Regions from separate parts of the Mus musculus genome. Here region 1 is linked to region 2. Evidence: chromatin contacts called from ENCODE Hi-C or POLR2A ChIA-PET data. All regions are on one chromosome and are shown on one strand. Each heading gives the region's core, a stretch centred on a gene start or an enhancer-like site at or near the end of the contact. The rest is flanking DNA. Distances are from core to core; before and after follow the strand shown.

Region 1 (4,953 bases), core at 2,164-4,663, 46 kb before region 2:
TTTTTTTTTTTTTTTGAGGAGAAAACGTTTCTGGAAATGACACTTGGTATCTATTGGCACGTAGTTTTTGCCAGTGTGTGTTTACCCACAGATAGAAGAATACACGTCTTTTATGGGAAATTTCTTCCTGCTGAGGAAACTTTGGGATTAAGAACTGTATTAAAGATCACTAAGGCAAAGACAAGAACATCGACTTTAATTCATACAACACTGTTAAAGAAGAACAGTTAAAGAGTTTTGTTTTTTGGTTTTTTGTTTTTGTGTTTTTTCAAATCCCAGTCTGCCCTCAAAAGCTGGGAAAATTCTCTGTGGCTCTACATATAAACTATCCTGAGGTCCTCTCAGAACGCAAAGACTCCTGTTTTTCCAATCCACTGGGTACTGTCAAGATAATATCAGAAAGAGTGAGTATAAAAATGAACGGGAGTAACTTTTTAAATACTTAAAATTTTAAAAAGGTGTGGCTGAAGTAAGTCTTTCTTGAGCAGTACCTTGCCTTGCCTCCTCCTCAAGCAAGTCCGTATGCAAGGCTAAATACCTCTCTTCATCACACAGCGCCTCTACCCGAGCCTCCTCTTCAGACAGCTGGTAGTCTCGGTTCCACGTGGCGTACTCAGCATCGTACGCAGAGAGGTCATGCAGGTGACCACGCCCGTCGTATCTGTAATGTGAACAGGCTGGTCACTGGAGGGAAGTCTACACCCATGCTGGTTGTGTGTGACACTCTATGCACATACTTACCAATTAAACTAATGAAATAAAAATATTAAAACAAATGCAAAGCTTCAGATTTATACTTAATATGCCTAGTCATCTCTCTCCTACTTTTAAACTGGAGTAATCATAACAAAATCTAAGCACCTCTCTACAGCACAACAGAACTTAGAGCTAAAGGCAGACAATCCTTTAGAGCAGAAAACGTACCCCCTTGCTAGCAGTTCTTACCATGTATGCTTTGGTCAACCATTCAATGCCACTTGCAAAAAAAATATCTGTTCTCAGTAGTTAAATATTACAGCTTACATTCACACAGACCGAGTCCATAAATACCTATCCGACAGAACCAAACGGGCGAAATTTCCTCGCTTCTTCCTGCTAGTCCCGAACTCTCAGGAGAGATCTTCACCAAAGAAACTTGCGTCCATTGGAGGTAAAATCTTGGCTAGGCTTGCCCCTAGCCACTTGGCTGAGGAGAGAAGTGCTGGGTTATGTGGTAGAGAGACACACATACAAAGGAACAGTGACATATACATGCAGTTTAAGGAGGTTCACTGCAAACACGGCAAAACCATCGGAAGGCGCAGCATCAGTATGTCCCTTTAACTTTAAGTCCCAGGATGAAGACACATCGTTGCAGACCAATGGGCACTTTACCAACTTAGGAATAAGGAGCACGTTCTGCTATGTTTGAACATAAGACTCAATGGAGATGCTGTCACTGTACAGCTGCCAGACAACAATTTAAATCTCAAATTTAGGTTGCACAGGTGAATTCGGAGTGACAAACCAAAGTTGGCATGATATATTAATGTTGACTTTTGTGATGGAGACCAAATTAAGGAAGGAAAACATACACCACAGGAAAAAGGCCAAAATTTCCTGGGAACCCCAACGGTTTCATTTTATTATCAAAATCTGCTTAACTTTGATGTAAACCTCCTTAACTTACAAATGTATTATTTTCAAATATTACACATATACATGTGTGGTGTTTGCTCCCCACCGGTTTTGGGAGGTCTAACTCATATCATGCACAGAATGATATGGAAACTGCATACGGAGTAGAGGTTTCAGCATTTGCCCAACTTTTGACAGTACACATCCCCACGAGTGCCTGGGAAGCAGCATCACTGGCTATCAACCGAGCGAGGTTCAAAGGCATAGCACCTTCCAGCAGAGTGGACCATCAGATCCAGAGCCGATCTGATAGGCAACACTCCCTTCACAAGTCCTTTCTTCCTAGATCTCTCCCCAAATGGAGACGTAAGGGATCGGAAAGGCCTACTGGTCATTAACCGTGTCCGTTCTGGCCAGCTCACAGGTAATCCCTACAGTCATGCAAGTTCCAAGTCTTTGCAGCATCCAGTTTTACTTGTCTCAAACGATGGGTTTACTTCACTTGGAGAAAACCACGCCACAGCTTAATGGTTGCTCACAGTTAGTCCTGGGCCCAGAAGCAATATCGCCCAACGGAAGGACAAATACCCAAACCCGGGATGGTGGAGAAAGAAAGAGAGATGGAAAAAATGAGGAGAGAGGTGGGGAGCAAAACACCCAATCATGTAATGCCATCCTTTTCAAATCAAACACCATCAGAAATTCACGTTCCCACCCCTTTACCCTCAACTCCAGGCACCCTTCAGTGGGTGTGATTTGAAAAGAACCAACACAAAGGTATAAACCCAGCTCCACCCTTCGGCTTTAGAAAACAGTGAAACCAGCTCTAAGAACGCTACCCCCTAAGAGCAAGGTCCGCACGGGTCGACCGGCTTCCAACAAGACAGCAACTTCACCCACTACCGCGGTTGGGCAAATGGTCGCAATAACCGCGGGGAAGGGCTCGCCCGGACGCCAAAAGTCAAGCCGGCCAGAGACGGTTCAGGCTACCTCACGGGGTTGGGGGGTCCAAAAGAAGCTTCTACCCACGGGCCTCGGCGTGCGGCGCTTCGGAGGAACAAAAGCGCACTCCCGGACTCCCTCCCCGCACAGCCAGCGGAGGGACAGCGGCACCCGCCCCACGGCGCGGGCGGGCGGGCCCCGGACAGCTTCCACCCGCGCTGAGTCGCCAGCGGCAGCCCGGGCTCGAGGGGTTGTGGGAGCAGAGTCGATCCCTCCGGCGACGGGGAGGCGCCAGCTCTGGCCGGAGCCTTAGGGCCGGTTTCACCGTCCCCTCCCCCCGGACGCCGGGGAACGTGGGGGGCAGGGAGGCCCCCCGAGTCCCCGGGCTCCGCAAAACCCCCTTTTTCGGTCCCGGCCATCAAGTCAACATCAGGCGAAATCAAGCGGGCGAGGGAGGGGAGGGTCGACGGGTGGGGGGAGGAACCGACCTGTCGATGAGGATCTTGGGGTCCCCCATCCAGGGGATGAGGTGCTGTCCCTGTTCCTGGGCCAAAGCCCGCTCGTCGTCGCGGAACAACTTGCAGGCATAGCCGAAAACCAGAAGCTCCACCCGGTTGCCCCCAGTGCCGGTGCCGCCCGGCCCGGCCTCCTCCTTCACTCCGCCTTTCCTCTCCGGCTTGGCACGGCCCCCGCCGGCACCGTACATGACAGCGTCCCCGACGTCCGGGACGGTCTGCTGCTGGGCCGAACAACGTCCCCGATGCCTCGCCTGGCCTACCCACTCAGTCACAGGCGCCGCATCCTCTTCGCAACTTCAACACAGCCGCCATAGCGAGCCACAAAATGGAGGAGACGCAACTTCCGGTAGGAAACCCGCTCTTTCCGGAGGTGAGAGTGGTAGATTCGCCACGTCCGCAAGCTGTTTGAGCCGCTAAAAAATTAAGTAGATGTTAGTTTTCGTTGTCCAACTTGATCTTGCGATGGTAAGTTGTGTTTATGGAAAGAAATTTATTTCTGCCATTTTTTGGAGGCCTCCTAGGATGTGACGAAAGCGCGGTTGGTGGCCGCGCGCCAACTTCTACTGTCGTTGGAGGGCGGCCGCCAGGTGTGGAGACAAGTGGGGATCTTGTTGGGAACGCGTCTTTGCCGTCCTAGTGAGACAGTTTGCTCCTTTCTAACAGCCCGATTTTTAGATCACTAGGAAGCCTAGCCCTGGCCGCCTGACTGAGGGCGTTTCCAGGACTTGTGAGCCCTAAATATTCGGAGTGGCGGGCTTTCAGTGGCTACGGGCTTCAGTGGCGGAGAAAGACTCCAGCTAGGAGACAGCGCTACGGGTTGTTTCCTTCTGGGGAGCAGATTCTTTCCCTTTCCCTTTTTAAAATACAGGATGTCACTGTGATCCAAATTAGACTCGAACTCTGACTGTCCTAGCTCAGTTAAGATGCTAGTATTATCGACGTGAGGTCTGCAGGGCTGCAGTTTTTTCTGGTGTCTGACCCAGATGCTTGATTTTCTTTTTCCCCCTTTCAGTTCTGAACATGGACCCAGGGCCTCACCATTGCTAGGTAAAACACTATCATTGAGTTATATCATTGCTAGGTAAAACACTATCATTGAGTTATATCTGCAGCCCTTTTTGTTTTAGTTTCAAGATAGGGTCTTGCTTAGTGCCCCGGGGTGACATTTAACTTTAATTTTTTTTTTAATTTTTACTTATTTTGTGTGTATATGTGTAGGCGACTCGAGTTAGATCAAGTCCGACTGGATGGAAGGAGAGAAGAACTTCTCAGCCACGGACACCCCCCTCCCTCCCCAAATAACTTAGGTTTTTAAAAAGTGGATAGTGATTTAGAAAAACAACTGATGTTGACCTCTGGCCTCCATATGCATTTGTGTACACACGTGCACACACACATACAGACATGTACATAGTACACCAGAACGAATACTAAGTAAAATAGTTATGATGTGGAGAAGGTTGCTTTGCAGAAATGTTTGTGTCTACTTTTGAAACAGTTGGGAAAAAAAAAAAAGAAACGGTTGGAATTTTTGTCTTAACCTCAAGCCAAAATTCATTTAATGATTTTTTTTTAATGTAAAGTAACTCAGCGCACACACACACACACCAGCAGAGATGTCTCAGTTGATAAGTGCTTGCCTTACGCACATGAGCACCTGAGTTTGATTGCCAGAACCCATGCAAAAAGTACTGGGTGTGATGGCGATTGCTTATAATCCTTGTGCTCTAGAAGTAGAGACAGGTTGAGGTGTTGGGTTCCATGGCCATCTAACCTGCTTTACTTGGTGAGTTCTAGGCCAGTGAAAGGCCCTATATTACACTAGATGTACTTGAGATGGCACTTGAGAAATGACATCCAGTGTTGTTCTCTGACC
Region 2 (5,256 bases), core at 2,002-4,501:
CTGCTTCCTGGGTCACTGTTTGAAACAGTGTTTCATAGAGTGACAGAGGGACATTTCCCCTACAACACAACTGCATCCCTGTTTCCCCTTCCCCTGTGACTCAGGGGATCCTGGTGGGGGCTGGTGCTTAGTGTAGGAGACTGACCTCAGCATTTGCATATGTGGTTATCCTTCATTGTGTTCCAGAACCCCCCTCCAACTCCTGTCATTCTTCTCCCTCCTGCTTTCTCTGATGAGACAGACGCAGGGAGCAGAGTGGCCCTGGTTGTTCATCCCTTTCAGGGCTGACACCCACTGCTTCCCCAGCTTCCGGCTCTTGGTTAACCCTTTCAGCCTGGTAGTATTGCTGTTCACAGCAACCTTGGCCTGCACCATGGATCTCACCATTCTATGTTCTCAGAGAATGTCTTTGTGAAGTGTGGACACAGTCCAGTCACCATCCAGGGCACTAGGGCTCAGGGGGGTAGCACTTGCGCCCTGCTGTGGGAGGCTGCTGGTTTAGACAATGATATAGAGTGGTCTGGAGTTTTGGGGAGGGAGTAGGGTGTGATTCTGGATACTCCCCTGCCTTCATTCACCTCAGGCTGTTCAGACCCCGTTGCACACCGGGCAGGAATAATAAAGCAGAGTGCAGAGCAGATGGAGTCCTGCAGGATCCCGGTCTGGCTGGGAATGAATGTGGGGGCCAAGGGGCAGAAGGACTTCTCTGAGGATCTTAGTATTACAGCTCTTCTAGGAGAAAGCCTTCTCTGGCAATCTTCAATGAAACAGCTCTCTGAGATGATCTTAGCTTGAGCTTATTTCTTTATTTGGAGTGGACTTGTATGCATACCCTTTATTCGGGGTGATTCAAGGGTTATATAGTTTTGGGGAAAGGGGTGAGACTATCCAGGGCAGGCAAAGGTCATTGGCTGAAGGCTTGAGGTTCTGAAATGCCTCATTAGCATGGGGAAGCATTCCAGGGTTCTCAGGTGCAGGATCTCAGGTGACACTCCTCAGGTGGGCTTCTGGATCCCTCAGAGAAGAGGAAGTCCCACTGGCAAAGGGAGTCTGCCATTTTGCACCGAGCTCAGGGCTGTCTGGTAAGACTTCGACCTTAGCAGCAGGGCCACAGTAGGGAAAGGATTGGGGGTGGTTATGAGGAAAGTGAGCACTTGGCAAGGAGGACGCGATGCTCTGAGGAAGATGGGATGCTCTGCATAGCAACTGGGAGCGCTGGAAGGTGCAGAAGGTAGTTCCTTCCCTCTGGTCCCTAGGGGGAGCCTCTTTGCCAGTGCAGAAAGAAGCCTCAGCCCCTTTCTCCCTTATAACTGGGCCCTTGGCCTCCCTCCCATTCTGAGAATGGTGGCTTTTGCTCTTAGGTCACAGCTGCAGGGGTCTAATGCCTCATTCCGCAAACTGTCTCATTCAGTGGCTCGTGGGCTGGAGCTAGAAATAGACCTGAGTAATCCCAACCCTGCCCACATTGTAGCCTGGTGTCTGCCCCCCTTCCCGTTTGTGGGTGAAGCTAGAAAAAGACCTGTGTGACACCCCCACCCCCACCCCAAAGCCACATATTGCAGCTGGTTGACCTTTATCCGTATACCATCTTGTGTGGAAACCCCAGCTTGGGAGGGGCTACTCCCTATACAAGGCAGCCTTGTATGGCTCTCTGAAGGCCTTTCATGTTTAGACCATCTTCCTCTGCCCCTGACAGTACAACTATGACCTCCTTCTCTCCACTGACCACTGGTCTCTTCTATCCAGGGCAGGTGGGAAGGGACTTATGAGCTCTGACATCCATCCGTCCCTCCGTCCCTCCCTCTGAGAGAGAAGACTCAAGTGAAGTCATGTATTAGCCTAAGAAAGCAAACTATGTGGTGTGTCGCATAGCTAGGGAAACTGAGTGTGTGCACAGCATTGTGTGTGTGTGAAGAGTGAGTGTGTGTCCATACATGCTCTCACATGCTCAGAGCTCTGGGGACACCTGGATATGGTTTCTGGAATCTGGGATGATGTCTCATAAGCATCCCAAGAGCTGTGTGTGTACCACTCCAAGCACCAAGGACATGCCTATGTGCGCTCAGAAGCAGCTACTGGGTGCTCATAGAGGCTCCATTGCTGAGTTAAGCCTGCAGTGTTCAATCACACAAGGGCACTGCCCAGTAGCAAGTAGGGATGCCCTCTTGGGGGCTCTTCCATCTGGAAGTCCAATCATCTCTCTCCCAGAGAGGGTTCAGGCTCTAGCTGTAGCCAGGAAGGAGAGGTCCAGCCCATAGCACAAAGCCTCTGTCTCTGTTTCTATTTCCTCCTCCTCCTCCTCCTCCTCCTCCTCCTCCTCCTCCTCCTCCTCCTCCTCCTCCTCCTCCTCCTCCTCCTTCTCCCAGAACCAAAGGGACCCAGTGTCCACATGCCCTGAAGACACAGCACCACTGTGGAGTAGATTCTTGCTCTGGGGTGGACCACAATAGTCCCTGCTGAGGCTGTAGGCACTGCTGGGGACAACCCCACACTGAGATGCGGATGTCTGTGTGTCAGCCTGGACTTTGCCCCATCCCTAGAGAGTTAGCTTTGCAAGCCATCAAAAAGAGTCCCTGGGCTGTGGATCCCAATCACGTCCTGTGGTCTCTAGCTGCCTTGTCTGGCATTCACCTGCTGTCTGCAAGCTTTGTTTTTTTGCTTGGGGCTGGGGTGCCCTTGCTCAGGGCACTTGATTCTAGGAAAGGAATAGGGCTACAACCATCAAGGGAAGAGCAAACCACGCCCACTAATCAGCATATTCCAGCCCACGTTCCTGGCATTGGCTAAAGTGACGGCCACATGACCTAAGTGTCCGGTTGCAATCTGTTCTGGGTTTCTTTTCGAAGCCGCAGGAAAGAGTCTTAGCAGGCAGGTGCCAGCTGGATGCAGATCTTCCTGGAGTGTGTCCAGGCTGACTGAAGACTTGGGGATGACTAAAGCGTTTTAGTTTCTCTTCAAATTGGAAGAAAAATGAGCTCTTGGGCCAAAGGAAGCATTCTAAAAAATATAACATTGATTGATTCCTGTTCTCACCAGCCACAAGCTGTCATTTGAGAACTGTTTTATGGAGGAAGAACTCACGAAAGCGCTCACGGACCTCAGGCCCATGGAAGCCACAGTGCAGCTGCATCCACTCTTCCACTCACAGTGAGGTCAGCCTGGTCACATGCTGGCAAAGACCTGGACAGAGACAGTGGGGATGAGGGCAGGCCTGCGTGCTGGACAGATGGCACGGGCATGCTTACAGCTCCTTACAGCACACTGCAGCCTGCTGGTCTCACTGTGGGATCAACTGCCTAGCACGCAGATAGGAAAACTGTGGCCCAGAGGGATTTGGCACATGCCAAAGTGACACAGCATGTCACTGCAGAGACAAGATTTGCACAGGTGAAATTGGTACGGTCCTAGTTCTGGCTGCCGAACTGCTTCCTACCCTAGGTCAGGGTATACCTGGAACCAGCCTCACGGTCTGGGTCCTTCTCAAAGAACCTTGAGGAACACACACAAGGGTAGGTAGAGAGGTGTCCACGCTGCAGGGATCACAATCTCTATAGAGGACTGCTCCATGAGTTTGGGGTGGGTCTTTCCCCTCCAGAAGCTGTGCAGCACAGTGTTGAGATGTCTCATGGCAGCTTCCTATGGAAGAACGAGAGACTGCTCACAGCCAGAGAGGTGTGGTTTCTTGGAGGTTTGTGGCAGGTAGATAGGAAAAGTCCCTTTAAACTTTCTCTCTCTCTGTGTGTGTGTGTGCACGCGTGCGCACGCGCACGTGTGCATGCACCTGTGGGTACAGATAGGATATATAGATGTAGACATTTAATTTCTGCCAACGTCATAGCCACAGGCCTCTCTGTCAAGGAAGTAACAGATCAGATCTCAAAATGAGCAATTAGAACGATTGCTTTTTGAGTGAAGAGCCTCTGGCAAAGTAATTTAATTAAAAGTGTCATAACTCAAGACCCAGGCAGCTGGCAGGGGTTGGGGGATGGGTTCTTCCCAGTGCAGAAGGAACAAGATGGGTAGAACCCCAGTAATATCAGCATGAGATTGGAGTGGAAATGAAGGATTGCCCATGATCTAAATAGCCCCCAAGGCTCACTCCAGTGTAGTTCAGTAGTGTGTGTCCCAGGACTATAATTGGAGCTTTGATCAGGTAGGACTCCTGTTCAGTGAAGAGATGTGGACCATGTGACAGAGGTCCAGGTGGACAAGTGCTGAGGTAGTCAGGGTCTAAAGTGCAAGAAGGCCTGAGACCAAGGGACCCAGCCACTTTCAGCATCAGAGACACTCAGGAAGGAGGAAAAAGGGCTTCCTGCTAGGATTTGGATCAGCACATACAGGGATATGGAATTAGAAGGCCCGTGGGGGTTAGAAGGCCTCCATAGACTCATGTTTGAATGCTTGGCCCATAGGGAGTGGCACTATTAGGAGGTATGGCCTTGTTGGATGAAGTGTGTCACTGTGGGGGTGGGCTTTGAGGTCTCCTATGCTCAAGCTACTCCCAATATGATACACAGTCTCCTTTTGCTGCCTGCTGACCAAGATGTAGAACTCTCAGCTCCTTCTCCAGCACCAGGTCTGCCTGGATACTGCCATGCTTCCTGCCATGATGATAATAAACTAAACCTCTGAAACAGTAAGCCAGCCCCAATTAAATGTTTTTCTTTGTAAGAGCTTCTCTAGTCATGGTGTCTCTTCACAGCAATAGAAACTCTAAGGCAAGACCCTACTTGGATGATGGATCAGCAGCGGGTTCTGCTGGCATGATAAATCACAAGAGGGTTCTGCTGCCGTGAGGGATCACAAGAGGGTTCTACTGGCATGATGGATCATAAGAAGGACTTGCTAAGGTAATGGATCACAGGAGGGTCATCACGCGCTGGCATGATGAATTAGCAGGGGACTCCACCGGGGTGATAGATCAGCAGAAGGTTGCTGCTGGGATGATGGATCAGGAGGAGAGAGTTCTCCGGGGAGGATGAAGCAGGAAAAGGTCTCTTATTGAGACCCAGGGCTAGACAAGACCTGTGCGGTGTGTTAGGTCAGAAAAGGACCTTTCCCCCTGCTATGTTAGAAAGGCTCCTTGGGATGAGGAATCGGGACCTCCCATTATCTTAAATAGTTTAACCAGCTGCTTGCCTGAGGAGGCATGGACTGCAGAGCCCAGGCTGTAAAGTCTCAGATGCACCCTCCCTCAAGCACTCCCTGACTATGGGGGAGGATTCCAGAGTACCCTTCTTGAGCTACCCCCCTATT

What was found. A loop is a pair of places that touch in the nucleus more often than their neighbours do. ChIA-PET counts read pairs that join two places held with the same protein, here RNA polymerase II (POLR2A).
Region 1: a loop to region 2 is called in a map of gastrocnemius, with 2.1 times the contacts of the local background. The contact joins the promoter of Sfswap here to the enhancer-like site in region 2. A Hi-C loop is called at or near these places in 3 of 37 maps with a recorded cell type or tissue (adrenal gland, gastrocnemius and heart). POLR2A ChIA-PET finds 5 or more read pairs at or near these places in 1 of 5 experiments (Patski).

Annotation. Positions count from the first base shown.
Region 1 is chr5:129,499,691-129,504,643 of GRCm38, reverse strand. It overlaps Sfswap (splicing factor SWAP), which reads right to left and starts at 3,413. Exons shown (of 18, transcript NM_172276.3): 1 at 3,048-3,413; 2 at 492-661. The coding sequence starts at 3,265. Gm40332 (a long non-coding RNA gene) reads left to right here and starts at 3,418. Exons shown (of 3, transcript XR_868547.2): 1 at 3,418-3,542; 2 at 4,090-4,124; 3 at 4,296-4,394.
Region 2 is chr5:129,452,931-129,458,186 of GRCm38, reverse strand. No RefSeq gene overlaps it. Among named protein-coding and RNA genes, the nearest start is that of Gm34468, 38 kb to the left of the region's middle. Within about 2 kb of position 3,251, at least 1 of the 3 ENCODE cell types and tissues checked has a DNase peak (open chromatin) inside an H3K27ac peak, as active enhancers do; it is heart, where a contact is called at or near this core.